Linked DNA regions of Homo sapiens: regions 1, 3 and 4 are each linked to region 2. The links are chromatin loops, found by intact Hi-C in ENCODE. Cell type or tissue: IMR-90. All regions are shown on one strand. Region 1 overlaps LOC105377989 (a long non-coding RNA gene). Region 2 holds the start of LOC105377992 (a long non-coding RNA gene). Region 3 holds the start of RSPO3 (R-spondin 3). Region 4 has its middle 170 kb from the start of CENPW.

Region 1 (8,000 bases), 440 kb after region 2:
GGAGGATGCCTGTAATCCCAGCTACTCGGAAGGCTGAGGCAGGAGAATTGCTTGAACCCAGGAGGCGGAGGGTGCAGTGAGTCGAGATTGTGCCACTGCACTCCAGCCTGGGCAGCAAGAGTGAAACTCTGTCTCAAAAATAAATAAATAAATAAATAAATAAATAAATAAATAAATAAATAATTTGTAACAACATCCGAGCTATCTATAGCAGTAAAAATTCTAGTCTACTTTCTTGGTTTTTAGTACTGGGGAGATGCAAAAAGTATCATTTTTGAAATCACAGAAACCATGGTAACATTGGGATTTTTCAACGGAGTGGAGAGAGGAAGAATGGAGGAAGAGTGTGAATCCTTGTGCTGATGAAGAAGATGCATTGGGAGCTTTGCTTTTCTGTGTTTTTGATTTTTAAAAATCTTGACACAAGACTCAACATAAGTATAAAGACAACAAGACAAATTCACCAGTAATAATTCAAATAAGACTTTTAAAGAGAATTTACTATGATTAAGTTCCTTATTTTTTAATATTTTTATTTTTGTGGGCACATTGTAGGTGTATACATAAGTTCCTTATTTCTCTGTCTCTGCATGTGCACCAACACAGCTTTTTTCTTCAAATATTTTTATTTTTTCTAGATTATTATAAATGAAACTTATCTTATTCTTCTCTATGTCAAGAATCTTTAGCAAATTTTCCAAAGTCATTATCTACATGTTTGAGATAATCATTGCAGTTTAGAAATGTACATCTTCCTTCAAAGTCCATATCATTCATCTTTAGAAAAATGTTCAGTTACAATGAAAGATAGTTATTTAATATTTTTCTGTTCCTTTATTTCTCTCTTTGGTATGAACTTCACCCAGAAACATATAAAATATGATGAGCAAAAAACATACACCCAGGTTAAAAACAGCAAAGACTACCAGAAACTTTTTCATGGCTATAAGTATCCCACAGATTACATGAAGAATATTCTTAACGGCATTAATTTTTTTCCCGAAGAATGATCTTGACACTGGCCTTATATGTCTTTGTAGATAAACATAATAGCTATGATATGTTCAGTTTTAGATTGTGAAAATAACTTTAGGCATTAATGTCTCCTTATTTCAGGATATTAGTCTTGAAATATCAACTTGTCAGTTCCAGACTTTAAAAGAAAAAGAAAGGGAAGGAAGAAGGAAGGGAAAAAGGAAGGAAATGATGATGAACAAGGCCCTCCTTTCCAAAAGTTTCAACCCCACCACTTGACATTTATCATCAGAGATTTAAGCCTTTGCAATTACCAAGCGAGGGGATTCCACAGTGTAAGCTAATACTCAAAAGAAATGAAATGGCAGCCGCTTGAAGAAAGAAATACAGAAAAGCTAAAATAGAAGATGAAGAGGATAAACTCCACATGTTACTCTTTCCCCTGGATAAAATTCCATGTGTTGATTAAGGGAAAAGAACAGAGAGAATTAAACCAAATAAATTATGCATTGTGCACCTACTATATAAATGCCTTGTATGACTGTGGGCTGAAAGGAAGAAACAAAAAGTAGAAATTAAAGTAGAAAGATAGGGAGAAGGCATAATAGAAATAAAAGCTACACAGTACCTAAGAGGCTATTGAAGAAAATCCTAACACATACTTGCACTGAATGTGAGAATTTCTAATTGCACACCCAACTCTATTTGGAGATTTGGTCCTTTTGAGATATACAAAGAAATTGGTACCTGATGAGAAAAATGCTGGCTGCTCCTCATCATCAAGAGCTATAGAAGATTAACGGTGTAAAATTGTATGAAAATCTTTAAAAAACATTCACTCAAACTCTGTTTCGGGTAGATACCAACCTAAAAGTTGACAAAGGAAAAAACTGAAGCTGTATGAGTTCTTAAAATTAGTTTGCATGTACAAGTTAGAAAGAAATAATACCAAGCATTTTTCCTCCCTCCCTTCCTAAAAAGAAAATTTGCTAAAAGTGTCTCCTCACAAACATAAGAACTATAAAGTCTGAGGAACTGCAATTGATGGTCTCATTAAAATGAACTACATGTCTATTTAAATAATTTTTCAAAAACTAGATATTTTAAGCAGCATTCTTTTATTGATTTTTGTCAGCAGATTTGTGTTGAATATTTACTATTAGCAAATCCCATTGCTTAAAATGGAGAATGTAAAGTTTAGATCCCTTGATCTCTACACCTACTTAAGGAGTTTGAGTTTCATTGACAAGTAAGACATGTTCCAGAAACAACTATAAGGTAAGGCAGAAAGTGATAGTGCCAAAAGAAAAGTAACAGCAAAATTTGAGTGAAGTTCAGAGAAAGTAGAAATCATTCTTATAGTGTTAAGAAGGGACAAGGAGTGTTTCATGGAGTTCACATCAGCTGAGTTGCGTCTAAAGAGCATGTGAGGTTTCTATAACTGTAAATAGAAGCTCAGTAAACATCAAGTGAAAGAAATAGTGCAATAAAAGGAACAAACGTTTTAAAAAGTACAGGAGATATATGGCAGAAGTACATGTAATCCAGTTGTGCATGATACAAGAATATTTAGAACAAAAGTATATTAAAAACAAAATGCTAGACTTCCAAGATTTTTATTTTTTTTTTGAGATGGAGTTTCACTCTTGTTGCCCAGGCTGGAATGCAATGGCGAGATCTTGGCTCACCACAACCTCTGCCTCCTAGATTCAAGCAATTCTCCTGCCTCAGCTTCCTGAGTAGCTGGGATTACAGGCAGGTATGCCCAGCTAATTTTGTATTTTTAGTAGAGACAGGGTTTCTCCATTTTGGTCAGGCTGGTCTCGAACTCCCAACCTCAGGTGATCTACCTGTCTAGGCCTCCCAAGGTGCTGAGATTACAGGCGTGAGCCATCGCGCCCAGCCCAGACTTCCAAGATTTCTACAGGAGCTACTGGCTCATACCCAGATCTTCAAGATACACTTTTATACAAACCATAAACTTTCTTCTATCGAAATAATATCATAAAACTTAGACCTGAGACCTTCTAGCTCAAAATTCCGTTTTAGTACAATTGAAAAACTGAATTTCAAAGAGGTTAAGAGGTGTTTCCAAGTTCACACAGCTAACTAATGGCATTATTGAGACCCATATTGCAGTTTATTATTCCATTCGGGAAGGAGTAGTTTTTCCTGGCCTGTAAATACTCTTTTACTCCACATCCTACCTTTCACTCTCTCCCTATTCATGCCTAAGTATGCATTGGTTCACATGCTGACCCAAGCAGTCTGTGACCAAGGGAAGGGGTATTTTCTCTGTAAGTGGCTAAATGGTTCACACATGGAATCAGTCTCTACCTTGGCCTCATTAGATCCCGGTTCTAACCAATTCCTGGACTGCATCCTTATTAACTAAGAGGGCCAAAACAGATTGTCACCAAGAAGAGGAAGTTATTTTTAAAAAACCAACAGCACTTGAAATGCATTAAACATAACTTTCTTAGATTTGACTCCCTCTAGAGTATGTTGATGGGAAAGACTTGATCCAGTAAATTCTTTCTCAATACACATTTTAAAATGTGGAGCATTCATGCTACGAAACTATCTGTCCCAACCTCCAAAAAAAAAAAAAAAAAAAAAACTACAAGTTGTCTTAAAAAGAAAAAAAAGAAAAAACAATATTCAGTCTTTATTAATGGACACAGCTAAAATGTTTCTGCTAAGTCAACTACTGATTTGTAACTCCAACTCATTCATCTACTAGTGCCAGGACCAGAGATCTCTAAAGGAAAGTAATTAACTACTGGTTCTGTAATATAAAGTAAAAAAATTCCAAATTTGCAGTAATAGCTTTTTTAGTATGAATCAGATAATGTTTTAATGAATTAGCATTTAATACATGCCATCAAATCAAATAAACCTGTCATGAAACATTTATGTCTACAATTTAAAGTTTACTAACCAAATTCAATGAAATTTGGCCTCTCATGTCTCTGACGAACACATATTCACTTGCAAATATGCAAGTTACATGTTTCTTTATGGCAAGACATACATGTATTAATTTTATATTGCAAAAAAAAGCGCAAAATCAGAGAGTTGCTTAATTCTTCTAAACTCTTAAAACTTGAATACATTTAAGAGTTGTTTTACATGTTTTGCATTTTCAACCTCAGGCAGACTTATTCAACATAACAAAAATGTTCTCAATGTTACACTGAAGCATTCTGTACCATATATTAATTATAATAAAAAATGTTCATGAAATCCCTCATAGGAATAATACTCACTCGAGGATAATCAAGTTACATCAGATCTTTTTTCTCCTTTCCCATTCTTGCAGGGAACCCACATTTTAAAAAACATACGCACATACACATACACACACACACACACACATAATGTTTACCTATAGATCTATTTGTGAGCTCTGATGATCTTCCACTATCTTATGTTGATAGACCCTATTACAGTGTTTAGTACCTACCACTTCAAAATTTAAATAGTTACATAAAGAAACTTGGAAATAATATGGGAAAGAAACCATAAAATCTTAAGTTGAATAACACCTTAACACTTATCTGTATTTATGCAGGAATTCTTCTACTCCATAGGAGAAACACATTTCCTTTTAGACAAAATGACCACTTATATAATTTTCTCTCTGGAATGTTCCTCCCAGTCATGAAAGCTCTTGCTTGGCCTTGGGTCCCCAGCTATTAGTTGATTAGTAAAGTGCTTTGGCTTGTCTACTAATATTAATAATTAACTTGATTGATTAATATACATTAAAGGGGTAGAGGAAAGTCAGCTGGTGGGAACCTCTGAAGGACTGGTTATTTATTTGAACACTATGGTGCATTAAGAGTTCATTTTGACTTCTGTGAATTCTACCAGGCAGATAATTGCTCACCTTCTACAGAACTGAGAAAAAAACCTCCAGTCATGCACAAGTTGCAAAATATCGTGACTAATCCTTATAACGTTGTATTACACAGTTGCATAGTGGCTCCTGATGTCAATTGACCATTTCCCATTCCACAGACAGGACTCACTTGACTTTCTGTTTATTTAAGTGACACTTGTTTGAAATTCTGGGTGCTTCTTATCCCTTTGAGTCACACACTGTGTCTCAGAGCCTCTGGTACTTTTAGCACCTAATTAATTACTAACTCTAGCAAAGTCCTGCTGTTTTGCAACTCTCTGTCTTTGTTGGGAAATCACAACCCCTTGCTAGAATGAGAAGGCAAGAAAATAGTTATCAACCAAATATCCAGTTTGGGTCCATATTACAAAAGCGAATTACCTTAGGGTCTTTTAATTCCTCTAGATATTCAAACTAGAAAGGATAACTTATTGTGTCTCTAAACTTCCTTTAAGTTTAGCATCAAAGGAAATTCAAAAAAATATGTTTTTTAATTGCATTTGCATTCAGCTATTATTCAGAGAAGTTAAATAATCATTAAAGTTTTACAGTGAGAATTGGTAATGAAATACAAAAATAGTCTCTTAGTTCACACTGGCAAGTTTTCTAGGGATAGCACAAAGCACAATGCCCACAGGCATAACAGCACTCTCAACTCCTTTAACACTTACCATCCAAATCTCCCATTTGTCTGTCAACATATCCTCTGCTCCATTGTTACTAATTTTTTTGTGCATATAAGTTCTGACACCTCTGACTCCAAATAAATTTTAAGCACTTCAGAAGCGGAGGCTCTATCCTCTATTTTCTATCTGCAGCACCTAGTAGAGTACTCCGCGTATTTTTTTAAGTAGATATTTAAAACACATGGTATTTCTCCTACTGCAAAATATAAATAAAACTATAAATAATTCTATAAATCAATGCATGGTCTTAAAAAATTCTTGAAATACAACTTAACATAATTTTATGAAAAAGAATTTCTCAAACCAACCCGGTACTCTATATCAAGACAGCAGATACATTGAACAAATGCAATGAGTATGTATTATAATGCATTATAATGTGTTATAATCAATACCAGTATTAGAAACGTGTTATTGACTTTTGTGTTACATTTACCAGTAGAGAGACTACACATTCTCGAAATTGGTATTCCTCAAACTGAGAATCACATAAGCAAAGAAAGAATCCAAAGGACAGCTTCCCACAGTCCTACAGAATACTGACTCATTCCCTTTGTAATGAACCAGAAGACTCTCAGTCAAGTTACCCATTCTGATTTGATCTCTCTCTTCCCCCAAACCATGGTTATCGTCTCTGAAATGTGCCCTTTCAACATCAGTCCTTTCTCAAACAAAGAGATTTACAGTTGTTGGGAATCATTCACTCATCTAAGTGCAGCAGTGGCTCTTGATAGTGACAAAGGGATTCAGGCTGATTTGAGTCCCACCTCCACCTCTGCCCCCACCCTATTGGATATTTTGGAATCTATTTCTCATCTCACATTATTTCTTTCCTTTCCATGTTTGTCTCCCTACTTTGTGACTCCACTGCCTCTTGTCCTTTGGTGAAGGATGTAAGGACACAGGAAAAAATGAGTTCCCACAAGGTCACCAGATGAAAGAAATAGAGCCTGAGTTGCTTGTTAAATATACAGATGAACAGCTTTCTTTTCTGGAAATTATGATTTCTGATTCTATAGGTTCTGAATCTAGACTCTGAAATCTACTTTGTTTACAAGGGATTTGTGAAATTTTTATCTATATGTCATTTTGGGAAAGAGCAGAGCAGTGTGCCCCAACCTTGGGTGCACACTATAATCTCCTGGAGAGTGTTTAAACCACACAGATACCCCAGTCACTAGACTTTCTGACTTAATTGTGTTGAAATTGAGCCTACTCAATAGTCCTGTTAAAAGCTCTTTCATATGATTATATCATGAAGGGTTCTCAAACTTTAATATGCATTCAGTCACCTGGATAAATAATGGTTAAAATGATTGAGTAGATTGTGATTAGCAGGTCCGAGGTGGGGCCTAATGTTCTGCATTTCTTTTTTTTTTTTTTTTTTTGAGACAGAGTTTCACTGTGGTTGCCCAGGCTGGAGCACCATGGCACGATCTCGGCTCACTGCAACCTTTGCCTCCTGGGTTCAAGCAATTCTCCTGCCTCAGCCTCCCGAGTAGCTGGGATTACAGGCATGCGCCACCACTCCTGGCTAATTTTTGTATTTTTTAGTAGAGACGGGGTTTCTCCATGTTGGTCAGGCTGGTCTCGAACTCCTGACCTCAGGTGATCCACCCACCTCGGCCTCCCAAAGTGCTGGGATTACAGGCGTGAGCCACCGCACCCGGCCTGATGTTCTGCATTTCTAACAAGCTCCCAGATGATCTCTGTGCTTCTGCTCTCTGGACTACCTATAAGTAGCAAGGCCTATTGAAGTGAATATTTTGGGGAATGGAGACAGAGCTAAAGCTACTGATCACTCACTCACCCTCCCTCCCCACCACACACACACACACACACACACACACACACACACACACTATTTATGTATTTTAGATTCCAGGGGTGAATAAGATGCACAGCATGGAAGAAAAGGTTGAGAATAACCTGCCAACCTATCTAGAGGGAAGAGCTACTGGTTAAACAAATGTGATAACATGCCACAGTGCCTTGCACAGGGCCTGGAACACGAGGTCTCAGGAAATGCTGCTGAATGTGAAGCTGAACCTTCTGAAGGAACCTAAGCAGAGAGTGGGTCATTCAATTGAGAGAGGTCACTCAAAAGAGAGAGGAAGACTTCTTACCCAAGCCTTTCCTTAAATAGTAATGCCTCCCTATATTAATTGCTCTTTCCCTATATCTCTATCAGATTTAGACTTGCTTCAAAACCTGGCTTACCTGACTCAAGTCTTCAAAGACTGGTATTTTAACTAAACTGACTTAGTTCTTCTCTTTTCTTGGTAGTTTAAGAGTGATTCCTTTTTGGTAATAAAGGCATAAATAGAATAGCATTTTTGTTACTAATATATTTCTTTAGGTCTTCTTCATGACTTAGTTATGTGCTCCTGGAGACCTGGGTCCTTTATTTCTTTGGTGTTATTCTCACTACATTT
Region 2 (8,000 bases):
GAAAATAGGAGAGAGAAAGAAATTGCATCAAGAAAGCAGGAGAAGCTAAAGGAAAAGTAAGAACAAAAGGAGGAGTGGAAAAGAGATTTAAAAATGAGATAAGTCATGGCAGTGGGCTTCGGAATCAACTCTCTATCCCCACTGTGGTCAATGGGTCCTTCTAAGGGAGGAGTAGGATGGAATTCAGGGAATAAAATATATGTCTGACTATAATCTAATAATCTTTACCCTCTCCCTCAATCCCTGTGTGCACTTAGCTCCCTCTGTTGGACTGGTGTTGTTTACACACAAGTGATTTGTTCTTTGAAGAGGCAGCCAAACAAAATTTCCTTCTGATATTTTACATTCAAAAGACAGAGGAAAACGATCTCTTCTTGGCGTTTTTACATTAGTATAAATGTTTTTAAGTGGTGATAACAACTAAGATGAATTGTTTGCACAACTCAAGACTTTTCCTCCAGGTCTTTGTTGTAGTAGAGAAATTTAAGTATTTTGTATCTTTTACCACACTGACTTTCTCACATCAAGTATTCAAAATTGCAACCACATTAAGGGAGAAGTTTGGAAATGTTCCTATTAGAAGGCAATCACAATAGTTTCCAGTAACCACTAGACTTCTTGTGATTATGATTTTAATATAGTAACAAAGCCCTCCTTCCCAAATGGGTGAAAGATACACATTCTTCTAATAGTTTAAGTCATGTTTGGAGATAAAAGATGAAGACTAGGAACTCCAGACCTCTGGAAGATTTTAGAGTAGCCATAATTAATGATATAGAATATGTTAGTCTATGAGTGCTTCATAATATGCAATATGTGAGGCTGGAGGTTGTATGCCTTGCTTATTATTTTATGGAGTCTCAATAAATTTTTCTTTAATTTACTGATTTTAGATTAAAAAATTGACTTCTAATTTTTCCAATCATCCATTCACTCATTCAGTTAACTTCTCAACAAACACTTAAGAAGAACTAATCATGTCACAGGTTCTGTGCACAGTGCAGGGTATACAACCGTTAATTAAAGTAGACATTTTTCCATTCTTATGAGATTTACAGCTTTTACTTACTTTGCTTCTCTCACACAATACACTTAATTTTCTAGGCTGGAGCATGGGTTAGAGACATTCTGGGGATTAGAACTAACCTAGTCATAAGATTTCTAGGTTCTTCCTAAATTTTAATGCACATTGGAGTTTCATGTATTTTTTAGAATATAATAAATTGATTGATGATCCCTACAATTTCTCTCAAGATTCCAGTGTTTATCTTGTTGAGAATGACAGTGACCTAATATGTATTGACTTTTTGATGACCCTTACAACAATACTACCTTGTTTCAAATTTATATCCCTGGGAATTTCCAAGAACCATGGTGTGTGTCTATATGTATGTGTGTCTATGTGTAGGAAGAAGACAGGTGGTAAGGAGATAAGAGAGATGGGCAGAGATGATTAGGAACAATGCATATAACTTTATATAAAATTTTGATCCTACTATTCTCCTTACTTATTCTGCAACATACTATAGGATATTAAAAATGGAAGATCTGTGTGACACTCAATACCTTTATGTAACTCAGGTGTCATATGACTAAAAAAAGGACTTCTCAAACTACATTTAGTAAATGGGATTTATTGTAAAATAAAACCAGGAAACATCATGCAATTCAAATGGAAGAAAATGGAGCTAGGTCTATACAGTTTCTGTAATGAGGGATTGTTATGTTGTTCAAGAACTGAGGACACTCATATCTTGATCACTCTTCCTCTGAGGTCACATGAGTCTTGATTTTTATGGGTCTATAACCTTCTATGCCTGGCACCCACTAGTAACTTAATGTAATTTCTGTGTACTACATCCATAAAGTAGTGGAAAGAATATGGTTATGTCAGCTTATGTCATGTACACTCCACAGATTAATTCAGATAACTGGGCATTGAGATGACCAGAGGTATTTCAATAACCATTTAGTGAAGGTTTATATCAGATTCTCCAACAAAGGGTTTGTAAAGGACATCAGTGCCAAATTTAAATATTTATCTTTCAACATGCAAACAACTCTTTTAAAACAAGAGACAATACAGACTAATTCACCACTGAAAGATAAATTGAAAATCAGGACTTTCTTACAAAGATATTCATTGTAAATTCATTTGAGTCGATGCCAGAAAAGATTCTAATTTAGTGGAATTAACCTGCTTGTTTGTTTACTTTTCCACAGTGCTCTGAGGTTTCTAAAATATGGGAGTTGTTGACAATAGTGTTCTTACATGTAATATAGATGGCCCATCCAATTTCTTATTAATTAAATTCTGCTATCATTTCCATTCCTAGCTAAATGAAATTATAACAATAGAAGGTTATGTTATGACAAGGTAGCGTAAAAGTTTAGAAATATATTTTGAGTACTCTTGACACCATTTTGATGTACAAAAGGAATTGCTAAAAGATTTGGACCACTTTATAATCTATATTAGGTTTCAGAACTTGCATGCAGACAAATACTCATTCAGTTTCAGAGAGAGAATTTAGAGCCAACAATAACTTTGAAATTTATTAAAAGTAGGTCACCTTCTTAATGGTGAAATGTTTGTGCTAAAAGGAGGAATAGTTCTCTTGACTAAATTTGTTAGGACTCAAAAGAGTGCAAAAAGGGTCATTGAAAAGGATAATTTATGGCACTCAAAATATTTGTGAATCCAAATATTGTCATTTTTTTTCTAAACAAGCAAGGATACTGATCAGTTAACAGCATTCATATAAATGAACTGTTAAGGTTGAAATGAACAGGAGCTATCTTGTGTTATTTACAATCAAGTTCTGTCTTAGAGACAATGGTAAATTATTAATAATGCTCATTAATCAATGAGCATATTAAAATAATTACATTCTCTGCATTTTTATTTACTGAATATTTCTAAATTTATTTTAAATTTATTACTCAACTTAATCTCTAACATTCCTCATTGACTATTTAGTCAATTGTGCTAATGTTCCACTTTCCAAAACAACATGCAAATGGAAGAAAGAATGAACTAATAGTCATTGTGCACTTGTTAAAATAAACCAGGCAATTTGCATAAGTAAGCATATTTAATACCTACAACACTACAGTACAGATATTATATTATTTACGGAAGAAAAAAATTGAACATCAGAGGAATTCAAGAAATTGTCCAGAATCAGGTAAGATAGCCAAAAATATCAGAACTGGTTGCTGATCAGTCTGTATATCTATAAAGTACATGCTTTAAAAAAAACACACTTCCTATATGCTATGCCAATTATTTCCTATTTCTTGTAATATCAAGTTAAATCTGCTCAGCCTAGCATTATGATGATCCATTATCTGGTGTCTCTTTACTTAATCAATCTTCTTTTCACTGCTGTCCAACACAAAGCCTGTTTTTCAGTCATCAATCTACTTCCACCTCCAGACCTTATTTTATCCACTCTGGAGTCAGAAGGCCCAACCCTCTTTCATATAAATCCAAACCTAAATTCTCCATGACAACCTCTCTCTTAGTTATAAATAAAATTCCCTGCCCTTTTTGTTTTTTCCTTATTTTCTGACTGCTGTTTTCTATGCCCTCTTTTACTGTGGTCTAACAATCACTTCTTCAGGCTGATCTGCCTGCTCTCCTTTCTTCTATGACGTCTTCTATAGCATTGATAGGGTGCTTCTATCTCTCACCAACTGCTTTGAAATGAGCTCCTTCTCTTCTAGATCTCGTATATACTACATAATTAGTTACCATATGGCCACAATATACATGCAATGCAGGGTGCAGAAGAGTAAGTAGAACTGACTTAGTACCTACTCTTATGAATATTTTAATTCTTTGAGGAAATGAAATATGCAGGTTGTTTATATATATGAAATAGAGAAAACATCCCTCATGAAGGCAGACTTTTATCTAAATGTGAAAATATAAGGAGAACTTTTTTGTTTTCCTTGTTAAACAAACATACACACACACACACATTATGGTACTTTATATGATAATGGATTATAGAAAGGAAAGAGGAAGGAGATGAAAAATCTTATACCTAGCAGAGTACATATTTTTCAAAAAGTTTCTTTCTTTTCACCAGTTCTGGTGGTGTTATATATTATCTTGCTATATGTGTCTGACATTAACTTAAGGTTCTGAAAAATGAGTATTTAATTAAACTACATCTAGTTTAGGGAAAATCTTGCCTGGTAACTTGAGGAAATTAAAGATTTTTAACCCTCATGTTCATAATAGGGATCCTACAAAAAGTCAGGGCCTGGGATCTCATGATTTCAATGACAAATTTAGGAATCATCAAATACTCTGTGGTTTCAGACACCATTCTTTTTCCCCAGTGAGTTACTACTTACATGGGGCAGTGTTAACTCATGTTTTCCTATATTTAGCTGCATTCCAAAGAATTTCATAAGCATTTCCCTGAGCTCACTTTCCCATCCTCAGAGTGATGGCATGAAGCAAGAGGGGATTTTTGATGAATATACTAATATTTTGCATCTTGGAATGTAGATTGGGGTATTTTCATAGAGGGGTTAAAAAAAGGATTAAGAATGGTGGGAATGAAAGTGATTTCTTCTGGGAATCCTCACTATTGCTGATCGTGTTCTCGCAGTGAATTAGTGATCTGTGTGCTGGGAGACACAGAAGTTTCTGTACTTGCATGCTTCTCTCTGTCCACCTTTTACTTTATCTGAACCTATATGCATCGATATCATATCATATTTTACCTTCCCATTCACAAAGGGCTGCTTTTCCTATCTGCCTGCAACAATTGGACTATGAATGAGATAAAAGTCACTAAAAGAAAGAAGGGGAAAGGAGCCAATTATTATTTTTTATAATCAATATCTTTTTCCTCACAATTGGGTCCGATGATATTAATTAGCTACTTGACCCAAAGATTCTTAAACTCAGGGTTCAACAACCTTGAAAAAAGAGCTAGTTTTCCTTGCTTCTGGTCTCCAGTATTCTGAGGATGTGCATGAACATGTGTCATCTTCAGGAGCAATGTGTGGGGTAGAGTCAGTGGAGCTCACAAGCCTCAGACAAATGAAGGTGTTTACCTACTAAAAACTTAACCACAGCATCTCTGTCTTCCATGAGGAGCCATTTTCCTAGTTATACACATCTAGTCTTTCTTTTCTTAGGTTTTAACTACTGTAGATCTGGGTGTAAGTCAAAACTGACCCCTACTTCTACACATGAAATGATGTCATCTAAATCAGGCCCAAAACAGAACTAATCAACTCCAATTGGAATTTGGTTCTAAATCCAATCTTTTACATTCTGCCATTGATATGCTTTTATATTCCTATATCATCTAGATGTAGGAGATTTGTGTGTATTCTGTCATTTATCTTTTCCAGTAGAATGTTTTATAGAACCCAAGGCACTTCTTCAGGTATTTGTCTGATTTCTATTTTTCCCAAATAATCATCTTTTAACAGAATTTAAAAGTCTGTGGAGTGAGGCTGTATCTTATACTTCTTTAAACTGCACTTCCCTAAATTAATACACTTTAAATTTAGTTTTGTTTGTTTAGTTTAGTTTTTACATCAGAGGAAGTCCATGCATTTTTATTGAATGAATGGAAAATTAATTGATGAACTAATTCTGAGTTGGAATGTTCAAGTAATAAACAACATAAGATGCATTTTTTGCCTTTTTTTGCCAAAAAAAAGCTCTGGTTATAATCTGATAACAATAAATTTCCTCTTATATGACTCATATTTCATGGGTAACTAATGAACCTAGGCACATAATAAGCATTTTGGACAACACAAGATTATATTAGATTCAGTCCTTGTCTTCCATGAGCTTTCAATCTAGTTGTGAGTTCCTGGAAAATACTTAATTTTGACACTAGAGAAATCTCATGCTAGAAATTTCTGCCAGTACCAATTAAAGATATTTTCTCTCAAGTTTCCTGAAGCCAAAGTATACAAGGTTTGCAAATTACGTGACTACAGCAATGAGATTGAGAGTAAACATTGCAAAGAAATCTCAAAATTACCAACCAAAGCATTTTTAAAAATCAAACATCTCTCCCTAGTGGCCCGAGGAGATATATCAGAAGTCAAAGGATAGAAAGCAGCATTCTTTACCTGACTCCATATATTTACTTGTCAGAACTGCTTAACCTTAGCTTTCCTGACAGCAAATGTGCTTGGACTGAAAAGGGAGAAATTATGTCAAAGCACTTCCCAAAGGCCAGGAAGTATTTGCTTTCCGAATGCAGGCGTCTTTGTATATCTGTGGCTAAAAGTGATGCTGAAGATATGCAGATTTGTAATTTCTAATTTTACAAAATACGACTTTGTTTTCGGTGCTAACAAGCAAGAAATTACTGACAGCATCAGATGCCTGGAACTTACTGGATCAATGAGATGGGACTTCCGGCTTTTCTGTTAGGCAAAGACCTGCTAAAGTTGAGCCATGGAAGCCCACCAAATCCATGAAACATTAACATTGCCACTACAGCTTCATCTCTGCTATAGAAAACATGTAAAGTATTTTTCATACAGTTCCTAAACTTGTGGTAAGGAATTAAGCCCAAAATGTCTTAGGAAGTCTTGGATTTTGATTTGCTGAGCATTAGGAATACACTTTCTTGTCTTCCTTCCATAGGTTTGTATTATGATTCTATTTTAAAAATTCATAGCTTTGTCTCTACTCACGTGTTCCCAGAAATGGTTAGATGTGTATAATATGTTCACAGTTCTTTCTTTAATCTGGGGGCTGCAGCGAACTAAAGGCAGAAGAAAGTAGGGTGAACACTGAACCAAGCAATAACTGGCCATCTGAATAATCCTTGCTGCTGGGGCCTAGTAAAGATAAATACTCATCTATCCAGCGCCTTCATTTCTGTAATGTCTCCCTGTCCAATTTAATAAATGCTTTCTTGCTGGTTTCTTGGCATCTCTTTGAATAAGGAATGTAAACTGAAAAGGCCTAGGAGACTAAAACTGGCACAAAACTCTATGATGAATAGTATCAGGAGACACAGAGGCTAGCTCAGTAGTCCCATATGCAGTGCCACAGTCTTTACCAGAGGGCAAATGGATTTGCTGCCTGGGACAAGGCAGTTGCATAATTTCCAGATTCATGAAAAAATAAGGGAAAAAATAAGAATAAAACCAGGTCCAATTTTATGCAAATAGAAGTATGAAGTCAGATATTTATAGAAATTATATTAAAGACAACAATTTAAAATCTTAATAAACAGAACCATCAGTATATATTTAATCCTTAGATATTGTAAAAGGAAAACATAATGTGGGTTTCTCTAAGAACACTTTGAAATTTCGGAAGAAACTGCCAGCAAAATTAGACTGAAACTATTATTTAGTTATCTCTATATTTATACTATGTCATAAACTATTACTGTTTAAATATCTTAAAAAGCCCTGGAAAATCATGTTAATTTTTCCAAGTTGAATATTACTAAAATAAGAAAACTTTCACTTGGTGCTATGGAGTCTGACTAGACTTCAGTTCAAATTTTATTCCCCAAAGAAGCCTTAAATTATATTTTTTAAGTTTCTATTTTTCTTTTCACATGTTGAAGAATTTTCCCAGGCTATTATGTTCAAGTCTTTGATTGTAATATGGAAGCCATGCTCCCAGATAATTGAAGTAAATATTAATTCAGATCCACCCAGTAGGTGTGTAGTTTTGGTGACTCACTATCTTTTAGGCCTCTAAAAAGGCAATCATAAAGTGTGTTGTGACAGATAAAAGTGAGCAATCAGAGGCAGCACTCATATTGGAATAGTTTACCATTAAGGCTCACTGGAAAACAGTAGTGTTGAATTTTGGGGCAGTATTCATAGACTAGGGTATGTTATTTACATTTGGGGGATTAAACTAAGGACATTCACTAGTAGTTGTTCAGTTTTTCTCCTTGCAAACTTTTGGTCTGAACAGAGGCAGCTCATCACACCTAGTTGTAAGAAAGGCCCAGTAAAAAATTGTTTCCAGTGCT
Region 3 (8,000 bases), 460 kb after region 2:
CCAGAGACATACAATTCACAGCATTGCAAACTTACAAAATGCTCTAATTCATGTAAATTTACCTAATTTACATAAATTGAAGGCAATCCAGTAATAGGGATTACAAATGGAGGAAGGAGATAGAAGTGCAAGTGTCACTTGCTACTCTGCAAGGCTTTAGCAATTGACTTACACTGAATTATTTGAGCACAAAAATTAGCAAAGCACCTATGAATCAGGGACTCTTTCAAAGTGACCTCCCAGAAGTTTGCTGCTGTGTTAACCTGTAGTGCTAGTGTAGTCCTTCAGATATTCTGTTAAATATAATACATAGGGCAGGCTTATGTTAAAATCACTTGAGGCTTGTGACTTTCGACTAAATACTTCTTCAGTAATTACTGAAAAGTTCATCGGCTGGTGCTACCGGAGAAAAGACGTGGAAAGCTCACCATTTACTAACGACAGCCAGGGTGTGCCCCACTCAGGGGTGCCGGCCCTCTGTTCTCCCATCCCTGGGTGGGCCAGAGCATCTTACTCTCTGCTGCCTTGGGCCTCCACTTGGGCTGGGAAGATAAGAAAGTAGTGGACCTTCCCCTTCCTTCCCCAAGACTGGGAAAATCTTTCCAAATCTTATTCCCAGTCTTCCAGATGCGAGATTAGAATGTACAACAGATCCTCTCAAGAACACTGGGAGACCGAGGGTGGGAGAGAAAACTCCAAGGGGGGCGAGCTGACTATAGAGGGAATTGCCTGAGCGGGAAAGGAATCTTCCAAAGCCACAGAAAAGCCTTGGTTTGGAAGAAAGCCGTAGCACAGCTGCATTTCCAACGGGAAGGTCCTGAGCGCACACACTTCTGGGTCCTCCCCGCTCGGAGCAGGTAAACCTCAGAGTAGCTGACCGGCAGCACCCACAGAGTTTCCTCCCCACCACCCGCCTGGCGACCAACTGCAGCCGAAAAGAAAGAAAGAAAGGAAAGAAAGAAAGAAAGAAGAAGGAAGGAAGGAAGGAAGGAAGGAAGGAAGGAAGGAAGGAAAGAAAGAAAGAAAGACAAAGAAAGAGGAAGGAAGAAAGAAAGAAAAGAAAGAAAGAGAAAGAAAGAAAGAAAGAAAGAAAGAAAGAAAGAAAGAAAGAAAGAAAGAAAGAAAGAAAGAAAGAAAGAAAGAGAGAGAAAAAGAAAAAGGGAGAAAGGCAACAGAGGAGAAGGTCAGGAAAGCCGGGAACAAGTCAGCAGCCAGAAACTCTCCAGCGATCTGCCAAGGGGGAGAGGGTAGTTGCGCGCCGGCGCTGGGGATGGGGTGGGGGCGCTGGGGCACAAGGGCGCAGGGGCGCACGGCCACCGACAGCCGGGTGCGCCTAGCTTGAGGCCGCGGAGAGGAGCCGAACTGGGATGGGTGGGGGGTCTTCGGCCTCAACACTGCCTGCCAGCCCCAGTGCGCCCAAGTCTCCCCGCCAGAGCTGCCCTTCTGGAGGGGCTCTTCGCACGCACTGCTTTCCCCATTCTTCTGGCTGGAATTCTCCGGCCGTCACTGCAGTGTCCAGAGATGCTGCGCTGTAGACCCGGGACCCCTTAGGCGCCTCTTCCCGTCCCTCTGCCAAAGCGCAACGCCTGTACTTTTCCAGCTCCCTCTTTCCCTCTTGAAATTGAAAGTTATTGAGGTCGCTCAGGGTTGTTGCTCCAGCAGTTTCCTTCCCCGCCCCCGAGCTCCCCCCCGCCCCCCACAGCCATCCCCCCTCCTCTCCCCCTCCCTGCCCTCCTCTCCCTCCCCCCTCCCTGCCCTCCTCCTCCTCCTCCCCTATGTGGTGCTCCCGGGAGCCCAGCCCAACACTGGAGCGTCTCCTGCTCGCGCACGCCAGAAGCAGCTCGGGGTCTCTCCGCCGCCCCTTGGCCATGGCCGCTGTGCCGACGGCGCCCGCTCCCCTGCGCTCCAGGGGCCCCCGCCGCTGCAGCCGCAGCCGCCGCAGCTTCTGAGCCCAAGGGGCCGCCGCTGCAGCCGCCGCCGCCGCCGCTCGCCCGCCCGGATCCCGCCTGCGGCAGTTGCCGCACAACATGCTACCTGCGGCCGCCCCGGCGGCTCCTGGAACCCCGGTTCGCGGCGATGCCAGCCACCCCAGCGAAGCCGCCGCAGTTCAGTGCTTGGATAATTTGAAAGTACAATAGTTGGTTTCCCTGTCCACCCGCCCCACTTCGCTTGCCATCACAGCACGCCTATCGGATGTGAGAGGAGAAGTCCCGCTGCTCGGGCACTGTCTATATACGCCTAACACCTACATATATTTTAAAAACATTAAATATAATTAACAATCAAAAGAAAGAGGAGAAAGGAAGGGAAGCATTACTGGGTTACTATGCACTTGCGACTGATTTCTTGGCTTTTTATCATTTTGAACTTTATGGAATACATCGGCAGCCAAAACGCCTCCCGGGGAAGGCGCCAGCGAAGAAGTAAGTGCAGGGTTTTTTACGCGTTTGCTCCCTCCCGCCGCGTTCACCTGTCGGGTCGCTTTGCCTGTCCGGAGCCGGCTCCCAACTGCAGCGGTCCTCCCGCCCTGCGCCTCGCAGAGGAGATGCAGGTTCGGGCTTTGGGGGTATGGACGGCGTCTTTCACCCTTGCCTCTCGGCGCCCCTGCCTTCCGCAGCATCCTAGCCGGTGCGAGGGGCGGGCGGACGCGGCGCTAAGGTGGCTCCCGCCCCATGGTAACTTCAGGTTCGCGGGAAAGTTCGGTCCTGGGTTAGACTCGCACCCGGGATTTGTGCTTTCCTTTTGAGGATCGGACAGGGGCACCCAGCCGAAGGCACTTGGGACTCCCAGACGCAGGATGCCTCTGACCGCTGAGTAAATGACAAGGGAGGCGCGGCCGCGGTACCCGCTCACCTAGCGCAACCGCCTCGCGCGGGGAGACCTCGGCTGGGCCCTTAGGCTGGACTCCGGTAGCCGAACGCCCGCTACCCGGCCAGGAAGCCAGGGAGCGAGCGCCTGCGCGGCCGCATCCCCGACACGCACCAGCGGAGCCAAAGGGCGCGCGAGGCGATGGGGTTCGCGTGTCTGCGCGTTTGCAGAGCTGCCGGACGTCCCCCGCCCGAGGGTTGAAGACAGCAAAACCCCAGCTGTGGGGAGCCGGAGGTGCGGAGTTTCCAGGTTCTCTCTTGTCACATGTGAGCGTCTGTACCATCTCTGGCCCTTTCAAGTGTGTCCCCTGGGACACACACGTACAGAGAGTGGGGTCTCCCTAAAGATTCGCCTCCTCGCTGCCCTTAATGCTGTTATTTGGAGGGTTGGATTGTGATGGCTTCTTAAGACGGTGTCCTAGCTGGAATTAAGCGGACACCACCACGGCAGCCTCAACCTGGGTTGGTCTGTCTGAAAGGTAGAATCTTCCCAAGATGAAGGGACAGATGCGAAGGTGTCACCTCTCCTCGCTCCAGGGTAGCCTGGCGCCCTCGCTGCTCTAGTGTCTGTGTTCCCATGGGGAGTCCTTTCGCAGATCTCAGAGCAGGGGCGACCCTGGCTCTATGGTTGGGGGCGCTGGTGGAGAGAGGGAGGAGGAAACTTCTCCTGGAGCTCGCGAGGGGCAGGAAGCGATGCTGCTGCTCTGGGCTCTCGCACCTCCGCGGCGTGCAGCCCAGGCCCAGCGGCCCCACCTGGTTTCCCAAGGGGATCCCTCTCCCAGCGTCCCGCCCGGGAAGCCTTTCGGGGCAGACGTCGGGGCAGCGCGGAGGACACAACACCGGCTTGTGTGAGATGGAAATTTAGTAATCGCTTCTCGGCCGCTGTTTGTCCCTGCCCTGCCCCTGGGCATGAGGGTCCCCTGAAAGCTCCCTTTGTATTGCTGGCCTCGGCCAGACAAGGTTTGATTCACCTGAAAATTGCCTTTTAAAAAGGTGGCAGTGCCAGAGCGACAGGGGCCCTGGCCGGGCCTCACCGCCTTTAGGATCACCTAGCAGGGGGCAGGAGAGCCCAAACTAAATATGTCAGGGCATCCGATTTATTATTCTTGGCCTCCGAATGGTGTGTACTCTGGTAACTCCCCACCCACTCTTTCATTCCGGCCCGGACGCGGAAGGGGAGGCCTGGGGTTCAGCGGTGTCCACGCGCCTGGCGGTCCCCGCCTCCTCTCCTCCCAGGGTCTGGCCTGGGGAATTGAGTCTCAGGGTCAGTGGGCATAGGGAGCCCGGGCTGGAGCGCAACCCACTCTGCTTTCCATCCGCTCTTCCAGCCCGTGCCCATTGGGCGTCCCAGAGCACGCTCTCTCCTTTACCCCCACCGAGGACCCCCGGGCTGGGAGCCACACACTTGTCAAGGAGGGACAGGGTACTGAGTGTCAGAGGCGTCTCGCTTTGCAGTTTTGGGGCCCCTGATTCTGAAGGAAGACACAGGAAAGAAAGCTTGTAGTCCTTTTGTGCCCACCTCCCCCAGCGAGGACCACGGCGCAGGAAGCTTTCCCCGGGCGCTGCCTCAGGGAGCTGTGGGATGATGCACCTCTAGGTTGGGCCGAGAGGAGTCAAAAGGCAAACTGCTTTTCGACCTGCCTTAATCATCTCAAGGCCAAGTCAAAGGAGACCTCTGTTTGTGTTGAGGGGATGAAAGAAGGAATAGTGGAACTGGGTTGCAATTCCAATTTTTCTGTGGGAGTGGGACTGGGAGACAGCACCCACAGCGATGCTCTTGCTCCTTCGCACTTGAGTCTGCGTTTGCGGCTTGGTTTGCTGGTGCAATCCTGGTAGAGGGGCGACCCCTTGCGTCCTCGGAGGAGACAGACTAGACTCTTGGCAGGTGCAGTATGACTTAAGGAGGAAGGAGTGGAGGGTAGAGAGGTCCTCTTTAAATGCCCAGAAACTCAAGGTCAAACTGCATGTGCACAAACTCAGATATACCGTTTGTTTTGAAATCTCTGGGGGAAAAAAACGAACAAAAAGATTCAATTCACAGTTCCTGTTTCTCAAGTAAGGACTAGGAAAAGTTTTTAAAATGAAAACATGTGGTCAAACGTGTTTTCAAAAGAGGCTGGCTATCCTAATTGTTTCTTCAAGAGACAATTAAGTGAATATTTAAGGAGTCTTCTGGCCTGTAGTTATATAGTTTCAATTTCCTAAGCTTAAAATCATCAATAAAGATATGACAGGTAGAAAATTAGGTGTTAAAAACTTCTACAAAAAATTTAATGGTCTCTCTTGATTTAGTAGGAAACTTTTTTGTAAACAAGAACATTCATTTGAAGTGTTAAATATTGTCATGTCCAAAGAATCATGCATTATCCTCAGAAATAGCAAATAAAGCCATATCAGTATTCTCCTGTTTCCCTAAAACAACTGTAATTCCATTTGTCTCTACTTTGATATAAACTAGTGATCCTAGTTATTACAAACTAGTGTTTCTTCTCATAAAAGAAACAATGTTTTAAGACAAGACCCTTGTACTTTAAAATGTCTATTTAGTTATGGGTGAATAAATACACAATAAATTTTTATCTATTTGAATTGGTATACAGCTCTTAAAAATGACTCAACCTTTGAATTCCAGATTGTGTGCTAATAACATTAAGAAGCACTTTTTTTTTGCCATAATGATAGCCACAGAATCTTAGTGGGGCCTCACATTTTCACGTGGATTAGTTGCTTGGGCCCTGAAATAGCCACTGAAGTGAAGAAGCAGGTACTTATCTTCCCATCTTAGAAAGAAAAGGCCTGAGAACTAGAGGCTCAGTAACCTACATAATGCCATATATCTAGCAAGTGGAACTTGTCTCCTGCCATGAATCTCACAGTTATGTACACCTTTATTCTATATTCTGGTCATAGAGAAGATATCAGGTTTATTAAGTAATAAATTAGATGGTCTCAAGGCCATCATTTATTCAATAGGTTTAGAGAATAAACTGTTCTCCTTGACTGGAAATTTTTGAACTCATTATTTTATATAATGGTGATCAATGTCAAAGAATTAAATACCTAATAGTAAAGTTTTCTAAACGGAATATATCATTTGATTATCTAGGAGATACTATGGGATTATTCTGTGCCAGAAGGTTATTGTTAGAAACATCAGATGGCATTTAGCATCCTTTTTATTTGATGCCATCTAGTAGCTCGGTTTTAATTGTTCAGACTCTAGATAAATGCAAGTTTTGAAAAGCCATTATATGCATAATAATTTAAAAGCACTCATTGCACAATCTATAAAACTTCGCAAGTCTTTCATAAAGACGTCTGAAGAAAGAGAGAAAGAATAAAAAGGAAATAATTTTCATGGTAATAAAATAAAAACAGACTATTGGAATGTACTGGTCATTGCTCATGACATTGTTTCAGATGTTGAGCCAGTCTTTGAAATTATGACACACCCTTTGTGATTATGTTGTGAATCCTGGAAAATAACAAGTTAACTGATAAAATAGAAAAATCTTTAATTCTACTATACATTTTGTAATATTAATTTCAAATGAAAGTTTGGTTTGGATATTGACTACAATGTATTTTTCACACTTGTCTACGTTTCTCACCAGTCTGCCTTATTTTTGAGAGTAACAGTGTTTTAAAGATACAGACACGAATAGAATTTGCTGAAGAAAGTGTATTCTTTGATACGTCGTGTAACAGCTGTATAAATCAAGACAAATGCAAATTCATATGCGGTAGTGGCAACATCTAAATGCAAGGAAAAACATCTTTGTGAACTCAAATTTAATCATCATTACATTATCAGGGTTGTTTCTCAAAATATCCCATGGTGACACTATTTTAATTCCGTTTATTACTTTAATAGAAGGATTTTAACAAGAACGTTAGAAATGGTAATTTTAAAATACCTTCTTTTTAGCCCCAAGTTACTCAAGTAATGAGAATGTAAGAATGAGTATGAAACTGATTTAATGTTGTTATTTCAATATTCCTTTAAACATGAAATATGAAGAGTATTTGAACTTGCAAATAGATAAGCTTTACTAAGTCATTTCTCCATTAAATAATTCCCTGGCATTTAATATTGTACAAATTAGGTCCCCAGAAAGCAATGAATGGAAATTACAACGTGTAGTAAAATTTTATTTTCCAGTTATTATGGGGAAACCCTTGCTGCATTGCTCCAAAATGAATTTATTAGACATCTGATTATTTTAGATTATTTGAATCTGGACAGAGATCTCCAGATTGCTACTAAATGTCTAAAATATTTTCTAGTTCAATGGTTAATCTTTTTTTAGTTGTAATAATTCTTTTGAATCCTATGCAATGTTGGCAGAGTACTATGTAGAGTTTTCAGAGCCCTATGTAGAGTTAAGACCAAAATACACCTCTGCAATTATAAGAATGAGCTATGAAAAAATAAAACTATTCTAGATATACTGATTTGCCAAATTGTCTTTTCCCCTTTGTCTCCATCCCAATGTTTCATTTTGGACATATCTTGATCTCTCTCTTCCTACTTCTTCACTATTCACTCACATATCCCATCCCCACCCCAAAAAAATTATTTTCCAAGTAGTGAATTCTTGAAATGCCATCAGAGTGGATATTGTGTTTCATGAAATGTAAGAAAAAACTTTGGTTACCATTAGGAAAACATCATTCAGTTTTAAGAGCACAGTAAGGATCATGCAAGACAGTGTGTTGAAATTATGTTTGACTTGGTTAGGACTATTTCTTCTAACAGTGCATTATGTGCTGGCATTTTTTTTTTGAAAATAATAATTTGAAAAAATGTTGCATCATAAATTGCACAGTTTTTTTTTTTGCTTGGCCTTTGATTTTAAGGGCAAATGTAGATTGCTTTCTTAATTAGAGATTTTTCTCAGGGTTTCACATGATTGAATATCTTAAAATTTAATATCTGACAACCTAGTAAATTTGAAATGCTTTGCAACCATAACTAAACACATGAAGTACAGCATATACATATGTAAAAGATGCTAGCCATCTTTTCTGTTTCTTCAATTCTGCCCATCAGATCTTTCCATTCAGGAATATTACTGGCATTCTGATTAAAGTAGTCATCCAGCAATACTGAAAAGAATGGGGTGTTCCATT
Region 4 (8,000 bases), 490 kb before region 2:
ACTGCCTACTCAAGCCTCAATAATGACCAGTGTCCCACCCCCCACCAAGCTCAAGTGTCCCAGGTTGACTTCAGAGTGCTGTGCTGGCAGCAAGAATTTCAAGCCAGTGCATCTTAGCCTGTCAGGCTTCATTGGGGGTGGGATCCACTGAGCAAGACCTCTTGGCTCCCTGACTTCAGCCCCCTTTCCAGGGGAGTGAATGGTTCTGTCTCGCTGGCATTCCATACACCACTGGGGTATGAAAAAAACTCCTGCAGCTAGCTCGGTGTCTGCCCAAATGGCTGCCCAGTTTTGTGCTTGAAACCCAGGGCCCTGGTGGTGTAGGCACCCGAGGGAATCTCCTGGTCTGTGGGTTGCGAAAACCATGGGAAAAGCATAGTGTCTGGGCCAGATAGCACTGTTCCTCATGGCACAGTCCCTAACAGCTTCCCTTGGCTAGGGGAGGAAGTTCTCTGACCCCTTGCACTTCCCAGGTGAGGTGATGCCTCACCCTGCTTCTGCTCACCCTCCATGGGCTGCACCCACTGTCTAACCAGTCCCAATGAGACGAAGTGGGTACCTCAATTGGAAATGCAGAAATCACCTGCCTTCTTCTTTGATCTCACTGGGAGCTGCAGACCAGAGCTCTTCCTAGCCATCTTGCCAGCCATCTGTTATGGTTCTTAAAACATTAATTTGCTATTGTGTGTTCAGCTTATCTAAAAAATAAAGTATGGGAATCAGTGAATTTTGAGGAGAAGGCAATGCTCTTATGTGTGTGTATATGGTGTGTGTCTGTATTTGTGCCTATGGATAATCATTAGTTTCTCAAATGTATGCAAGTGATACAGCACATATGTGTATTTCCCAGTCTTCATACGCTCAACAGACCAGCCTTCTTTTTCCACCTCGGACATATGTTTCTGGGTAGGTTTCCTGATTTGTAATCAGTCAGCCTCTGATATTCACTGTGACTTTGGTTTCCAGCCCTGTCTGGAAGAACTCCAGCCTGGGAGAATGTAAACATTTTATTCAGAAGCCTGTGATGTTGGAAAGAGGAGGTTTTGGATGATTTTTGTTTTTGTTTGGACTTGGGTCAGTGTCTCCCATTTATAGCTGGAATGTGAACTGCATGGCTTCAGATGTGTTTTGGAAGATTGATGTGGGCCTCATGAAACTCAGCTACAGTGGAGCCTCAGGAGACTAGGAGCTGGTTATCATATTAAGAAACACATTTCTTTTTATCAGTGAATATTAATGCTGAACAGTGAAGCTGTGGAACTCCTTCTCTTACACCGGCAACCTCAGCCCTCCTAGAAAAGCTGTGTAGTCAGAACCAGTGTTAGGGGGAGTTCTTTATGGTTTCTCCAACAGTCGTTGATACTGAGTAAAAAGGGACTACCCAGGGGATTTCAAGTCAAAATCTAAGAACTAAACTTATTTCTGTTAATGATATGAATGACATGTCATTGGTGAATGGAAAGAAAATGCTCTCAATATATGGAGCTATAGGAATAAATGCTAGAAGTGAGGCTAAGTTTTTGCCAGCTGTATCCTACTGATCATATTGGCCATTATGTTAGAATTGCCACTTTCCCTCTCCTTGGATGAAAAGAGGTCTTATTTTATTTTTCCAAGAAGGAGTCTTGCTCTGTCACCCAGGCTGGAGTGCAGTGGCGCGATCTTGGCTCACCGCAACCTCTGCCTCCTGGGTTCAAGCGATTCTCCTGCCTCAGCCTCCCAAGTAGCTGGGATTACAGGAGTGTGCCACCTCGCCCAGCTAATTTTTATATTTTTAGTAGAGAAGGAGTTTCACCCTGTTGGCCAGGCTGGTCTCAAATTCCTGACCTTGTGATCTGCCAGCCTCGGCCTCCCAAAGTGCTGGGATTACAGGTGCGAGCCACCATGCCCTGCCATGAAAAGAAATGTTATAAAAGTACAAACCACTTGTGCTTTATTTTATGGGTGAGTCTACTTGTGGTGGATCCACTTGTCTCATACCATTATGTCTACTTCTTTCCTTTTTGATTGCTAAGAAAATTTTCCATCTTTTCCAACGAAAATGCAGGATCTAAAACAGAATTGCAAAGTTATTCCAAAATCAAACCAAACAAACGAACAAACTAATCATTAACATTTAAAAATCAGGAGATCGCACCTAAGAATCTGCATTTCTTCAGTCTCCTGGAATGCAGGTGCATGTGGTAGCACTGAGTCTGCATTTCTGCATACTGGAACTGGGTAGATGGAGCTACCTTTTAATGTGACACGTGCTCCCAGTCTTATTAAGGCAGGCCAGCTTTACCCATTTGTGTGAGCTGCCCTGTCCTTGTAGGCATTTGAATTTTTAACGTTTGGTCTATAGGAAAGAAAACTTCTGCAATATTTTTTTTTCTTCCTTGAGACTCTAAGTGATGTTTTGGAATTGGAAATGAGCTATGGTTAGTGAATGGAAATGGTCAGTGGAAATATGTAATTAAAGGGACTTCCCTAGAGCCACGATCTAAATGTATTTGGGCAACAATGGTGCTTAGTGTTACCCATGTCGAAAAGACTCATCAGTCTGAACTTAGTTTTCACAGATACATGCTCAGGGGAAACGTTTCCTCCTGAAGATGATTCCTCTTGGTTTTGACTGCCTGGATCAGTTCATAAAGCTGGAGTTATGGCTTCTTCAAAAAAGCCTGTCTCTCATGCTGTGGTAAAATATGTGGTCACCTGGCTGGTGAAGAGTTTCTGGGTCCCATAATATTTTACATAGGACACAAAAAATGGAATGCTTTTGGACTTAAACCTGTTTTCTTTTCAACTCCTTCTGCCTAGAGGAGATGGTAGCCTCAGAAGAGTTCTTACTTCCCCTTCCTAGAACTGTGCAAATCTTTCAGGTCCCAGCTGGTAATGGAGAAATTACTTTTTGTTATTTAAAAAATATAAACAGGAAAAATAAAAACCATGATATTTCATGAAATACAACTTCTTTTCTGTTTTCTACTAAATAAGACAAATTTTTTTTTATATGTGTTCAGGTTCCTGACTGTCTTTAGTACTTTACCTTCTCATGGTCTCTACTCTCTTGCAATTTATTTTATATAGTCTTTTTCCAGGAATCCTCCCGTCTCATTAGATTTTTCTTTTTGTTCCTTTCCATGCTGCTGTATTTTCCTTTTATTTTAGAACCTGTGTCTAATTTTCCAGCTCTCTACTTTTATTCTTATTTTCCTTTTGTCAGCCTGGTGTCTTTTATTTTCTATTGTTTCATTTTTTCCCTCTCTGTGCCCTTTTTCATGTGCTATTATACAGGGTTTGCTTATTTTTCACTTCTGTTCAGTTTGTTTTATTCTCTTACCATGCATTCATACCTCCTGCTTCAAAACCAAAAAACCCGAAACTGATTCTTACTTTTTTAATTGTAACCCTCTCCCTAGTTTATTTACACTAACTTTACACTATGAGTTTTTTATACTTGAAATTGCCAAAATTTCCTTATCACTTAGTTTTCTCCCAGTTTCCCATAGAAAATTCAGTGGATGTTCTTTCCATATGTCAGCTGCTGTGGTAACCCAAGACAGAGGTCATTATGTTCAGTTCTGATCACATTTTGTTCTTTCGCTGGCTGTATTACCTGAAGGAAGCCACAGTCTCTGTCTGGGTCTCATTTTTTTTTATCTAGTAAAGTTAACAGGGAGAACAAGGTGTGGTTCTCAGATGAGGCACACCTGTGAGCTCGCCAGAACTGTGCTACCTCAGGTCTCACTCCACACTTCCTGACGTGGTATCTGCATTTTTACAAGATCTCCCGCTGATCTGTGCCCTCATGGAAGTTTGAGAAGCACAATCTCGATGCTCTTTGGGGGTTTTTCCAGGTTTAACTTTGCTGAAAATAAGGGAAAACCTATTTTACTAAGTGAAAATAAGTGAAATATTTTAATAAGTGAAAATAAGGGAAAAACATAAAGTGAAAACTGCTTTGGTTACAAGGCACAGTAGAATAACCTGGGAAGCATCAATAAAATGTCAATGCCTTAGAGGTCCCTCCTCAGGGCAGCTGATTCAGAAACTCTGGGGATGGTATTTTTTACTGTACCAGGTGATTTTAATGAGCAGGTTGATCCCCACTTAAATATGCTATTTAACTTTGACCTCCTTTACTGATGCCCTCAGTGCTGCCCTCTTTTGGTTGTGAGGTAAGTAATTACTATGGAAAGAGGAACTTCGAAGTATTTGGTTTCATCTACTTAAACCCACCAGAATTTATTCTGGGGAGGCCATAACTGGGGAGATAGATAACTATCGAAGGAGGCTATATGTATTTTTATAGCGTTATGAAAGCAAAAGCAGGATTCGCTTACTTTTTTTTTTTTCTCAAGACTGATTAAGGCTTTTGCTGGCAATGGGAGTGTTTGTGGTAACAGAAGGAAGTAACCCTGGCAAGTGATAGATAGACATTGTATCCTAAGAGTCTTGGGGGTGGTGGGTGCCGGGGATATGTCAGTGGGATGGTTTTATTTCATCAGAACTTGGTGCTGGTGTTGACTGGATACTCACAATTAGCCACATGCTATGATTGGGTTACTGAACATTAGGTTCTAATTTATTTTTAATTATTTCAGGTTGTTGAACTGTAGCTGATTTAAGAAAACTTGAAACCAAGATTTTTTTTTTTAACTGCTCTTATAGTATTCTTAGTGTGAGAACTGGGGAGGGAATAGTCATAAAACAATTTGTCACAAGAGTGGAGGGTGTGACAATACTATTAGGTGGTGATACTTTAATGTTGTAGTTTTAAAATCGGATCTTGAGAAACTGTGTCTTTAAAGATTTTTTCTTTTTTTAAGAGAGAGAGTTTCGCTCTTGTCGCCCAGGCTGGAGTGCAATGGTGTGATCTCGGCTCACTGCAACTTCTGCCTCCCGGCTTCAAACGATTCTCCTGCCTCAGCCTCCCGAGTACCTAGGATTACGGGCAGCCTGCTACCATGCCCAGCTAATTTTTGTATTTTTAGTAGAGAAAGGTTTCATCATATTGGCTAGGCTGGTCTCAAACTCCTGATCTCAGGTGATCCACCCGCCTCAGCCTCCCAAACGGCTGGGATTACAGGCAAGAGCCACCACACCTGGCCTTTAAAGGGCTTTTTAAAAAAAGGTTAAATGTTTTTCACCAGTGCTCAATGAGAAACACAAACATGATTACATTGTTTGGAGTGGCTGAATTACTTGATCAAAATTTAAAAAAAAAGGTATTTTCCCTAAGTGGTTTTTGCTTAGTACAGCACCTTTTTTTCCCCTCAGTTTTCATGTCCTGAATTATTTCTGCATCATTAAGTTTAGCTGAGGAGCCAAAATTCTGTCATTGTGGGGGGATTGCTGAGGTGTCACATCGACAAAGGGAGGTACTTAGAATAAGATGTCATTTTGGTCTGTTCTTGAGTGTTACTCCAAGAAGTTATGTGAGCAGAGAAACACTAATCCTGTGGGCCATCTGTCTTTCCCATCATGTGGCAGAACCCCCATGCAGAATCTCTAGTCAAGGTTGGACCATGGCTGCATTTCATTACATCTGAAAAGAGTCCCCGGTAGTTATGTGATTTTTACCTCACAGATTGCTCAGAATCACATAAAGCCTCAACAAATATTTCCTCACAGATTTATTCTAGCCCTGGTCAAAAGTGTGAAGTAGGACATTTTCTTCAAGTGTATTTTTTTTTCTGTCTTATTGAAACACTTTCAATACTGTTAGCGTGACTTTGTGTCCCATCCGTCCAATATTTGCTGTACTCACAGCTGTTACCTCTGCAGGAAATCTTTGCAAACTAGAGTCTTCATTCTTTCATGGTTCTAGGCAGTAAGCTTAGAAGGGACAGTGGAGCTGTAACACTCACTGTTTCATAAGTTTTTAAACTTATGCTGTAAAAGTCTCTGATACATGCAAGATCAGAGAAAATGTAGAACAAAGGAGGCATATAGATGAGGTGAGGATACTGGGAAGATAATAAATTTGCACAGAAGGGAAGGGAGTTTATAAAATGTGGGAAGAGTCAGGAAAGGCTGGCAGGAGGTGAACCGGGGTGTAAGAAGGATGTGTACAATATGTAGGTAGAGAAGATATGTCATGAGGCCTCGCAATGCCCTCATTACCATTATGGTTAGGTAGTTGCCAACACATGTTTTCGGAGCACCTACTGTGTGCCAAACATTATTCTGGTGCTCAGGGTATGGCAGTAAATGAGCCTAGCAGAATTTCTGTCTTCAAGGAGCTAACATTCTATTCTAGTAAAAAAGTTCTCTTGCCCTTGCTAAGTTTGAAATGCCTGTTTATGGCAAAGGAGTAGAAATGGTAGATGCTTTATATAAAAATATATGATTTGTCTTGGCAAAGCATCCTTGAGGAGAGATTAGTACAGTGCAAAAAAGTATTGAGTAACATTCTCCCCGTTTCCACCTTTCTGTCAGGTCATAGATATAAATTACAATTCTGGCCCTCATTCACCCTCACATAGCTTTCTGGCATCCTTTCCCATTCTCTGAACATGAGAGGAATGAGAAGGTTATTTGGAAGGTCGCTGATCTTAGGAGTTGTCCTGCTACAGTTACCGGAGAATCTTGAATTTCATCTGAAAAGACTGCAAGGCAGTCGGGGCAAGCATGCTATGAGAAGTCAACTGGTAAGCAGACCCCAGAGATGAGAAGCATATGGGAAGCCAACCCCATGATTTGCTTCCTTAAAAAGTATGGGCTGTGGATGGATTTTAAATCCTACTCTAAATACAAGACTGGTGTTAGCGGTTGTTTGCAGGAAAACCAAAGGAACTTAGCATCCTTCAGTGTGTTACAGAGACTGTGTGGCCTCAAGCAGTGAAGTGAAGAATTCTTTTTGTCTTTTTCCTCATATGCCCAACCTGGAAACCAGCAGAATTTTTGATGGTGCATCTGGTTCCTGGTGTGCTGCAGAAGTGATTAGTGTGTCATGTCACTGTGGCCTCTTTCTCTGCCCCAGGAGAATGTCTGGGGAACAGAAGAGCAGAGTCCTGCCTGGGATCATGTGGGTGGGGGAGCTATTCCTTCTCAACAGATAGTGTGAGAAGCACTGATCCAAGGTCCTGGCTGCTCAAAGTGTGTTCCTAGGAGCTTGCTGGACATGCAGAATCTCAAGTTCCATCCCAGAACCTGATGTTTTTATTTGGAGCACTGGCCTTGGCAACACATGTTCCTTCCTCACCTTTCTGCAGCCTCTCACTCCCCACTGTCGCCCACTCCTCATAGGCTATCCTCAGGAATGGCATTGGTGGAGTGTTGGTGAAGGTGTAGCTGCAAGCATTCTGATCTTTATTTTACAAACTCTAAACCCAGAAGACTCCAAACCCAGAAAAGTCTAAGTCACAGAAAGCAAAGGAACAGTCTTATTTCAGACACATCTACAGTCTTTGCTGGTTAAATGTCAGGAAGCCCACAAAAAGCTGCCAGACATTTCAGGGTATGAATTTCGTATCTGTACTTCTTGACATCTGCTGGGCTACCATGCCCTTCAATTTACCAAAATATGGAAATTTCCTTATGGCATTCTACCCAAATAATGAGGAAAATGTTGATGCTTCTCTCAGCCTCAGGACCTTAAAGCCACACTGTTCCTAACCACGCTTGCCTATATGGCACTTAGCACTTTACACAAAAAACAAACAGAGGTGTTTATTCCCTGGCAGTTAATATAAATGCTTTCTGTTTTGTAAAATAGGAACAGTATTTGATTCCATTATCACAGATCTCTTGTGGACAAGTCAAAATTCTTCAATTAAGGTTATATCTAGTTAAAGGAATTTTTCTCTTTGGTCTACATCCCCACCCTGAATGTCCTTGCCTGTTAGTTCCTTGCAGGTGAAAGGTAAAAAACCTTTGCAACTTCATGCTATAATTGTGCCTTTGAATTTTCAGAGGAAAAGACAGTGAGAGAGCAAGAGCAGATTGAGAAGCAGAAGAGTGAGTCGCAAAAAGAGAAAATGACAGAAATGGAGCACCCTGGTGAGTCCCAA

What was found. A loop is a pair of places that touch in the nucleus more often than their neighbours do. Peaks named below come from ENCODE experiments on the same cell type or tissue, not always from the same donor. Only the 100,000 strongest peaks of a DNase experiment are listed, where the experiment ranks them.
Region 1: a loop joins it to region 2, with 2.9 times the contacts of the local background. A loop is called at or near these places in 3 of 110 quality-filtered maps.
Region 3: it touches region 2 in a loop (2.3-fold over the local background); 9 of 110 quality-filtered maps call a loop at or near these places.
Region 4: a loop joins it to region 2, with 4 times the contacts of the local background. A loop is called at or near these places in 10 of 110 quality-filtered maps.

Annotation. Positions count from the first base shown.
Region 1 is chr6:127,097,477-127,105,476 of GRCh38, forward strand. All of the region lies in intron 4 of LOC105377989 (a long non-coding RNA gene), which reads right to left. Among named protein-coding and RNA genes, the nearest start is that of RSPO3, 17 kb to the right of the region's middle. In IMR-90, a CTCF peak has its summit at 3,480; a DNase peak (open chromatin) is centred at 5,015; H3K27me3 peaks cover 1,200 bases.
Region 2 is chr6:126,657,490-126,665,489 of GRCh38, forward strand. It overlaps LOC105377992 (a long non-coding RNA gene), which reads left to right and starts at 2,886. Exons shown (of 5, transcript XR_001743836.2): 1 at 2,886-3,797. In IMR-90, a CTCF peak has its summit at 263 (motif pointing left); a DNase peak (open chromatin) is centred at 4,342.
Region 3 is chr6:127,116,867-127,124,866 of GRCh38, forward strand. It overlaps RSPO3 (R-spondin 3), which reads left to right and starts at 1,805. Exons shown (of 5, transcript NM_032784.5): 1 at 1,805-2,423. The coding sequence starts at 2,327. LOC105377989 (a long non-coding RNA gene) reads right to left here. Exons shown (of 14, transcript XR_002956387.2): 4 at 2,035-4,870. In IMR-90, a CTCF peak has its summit at 4,714 (motif pointing left); a DNase peak (open chromatin) is centred at 4,695; H3K4me3 peaks cover 1,469 bases; H3K27me3 peaks cover 3,822 bases.
Region 4 is chr6:126,166,923-126,174,922 of GRCh38, forward strand. It overlaps a transcript of TRMT11 not described here. Among named protein-coding and RNA genes, the nearest start is that of CENPW, 170 kb to the right of the region's middle. In IMR-90, a CTCF peak has its summit at 4,154 (motif pointing left); no DNase peak of the experiment used is centred here; H3K27me3 peaks cover 1,199 bases.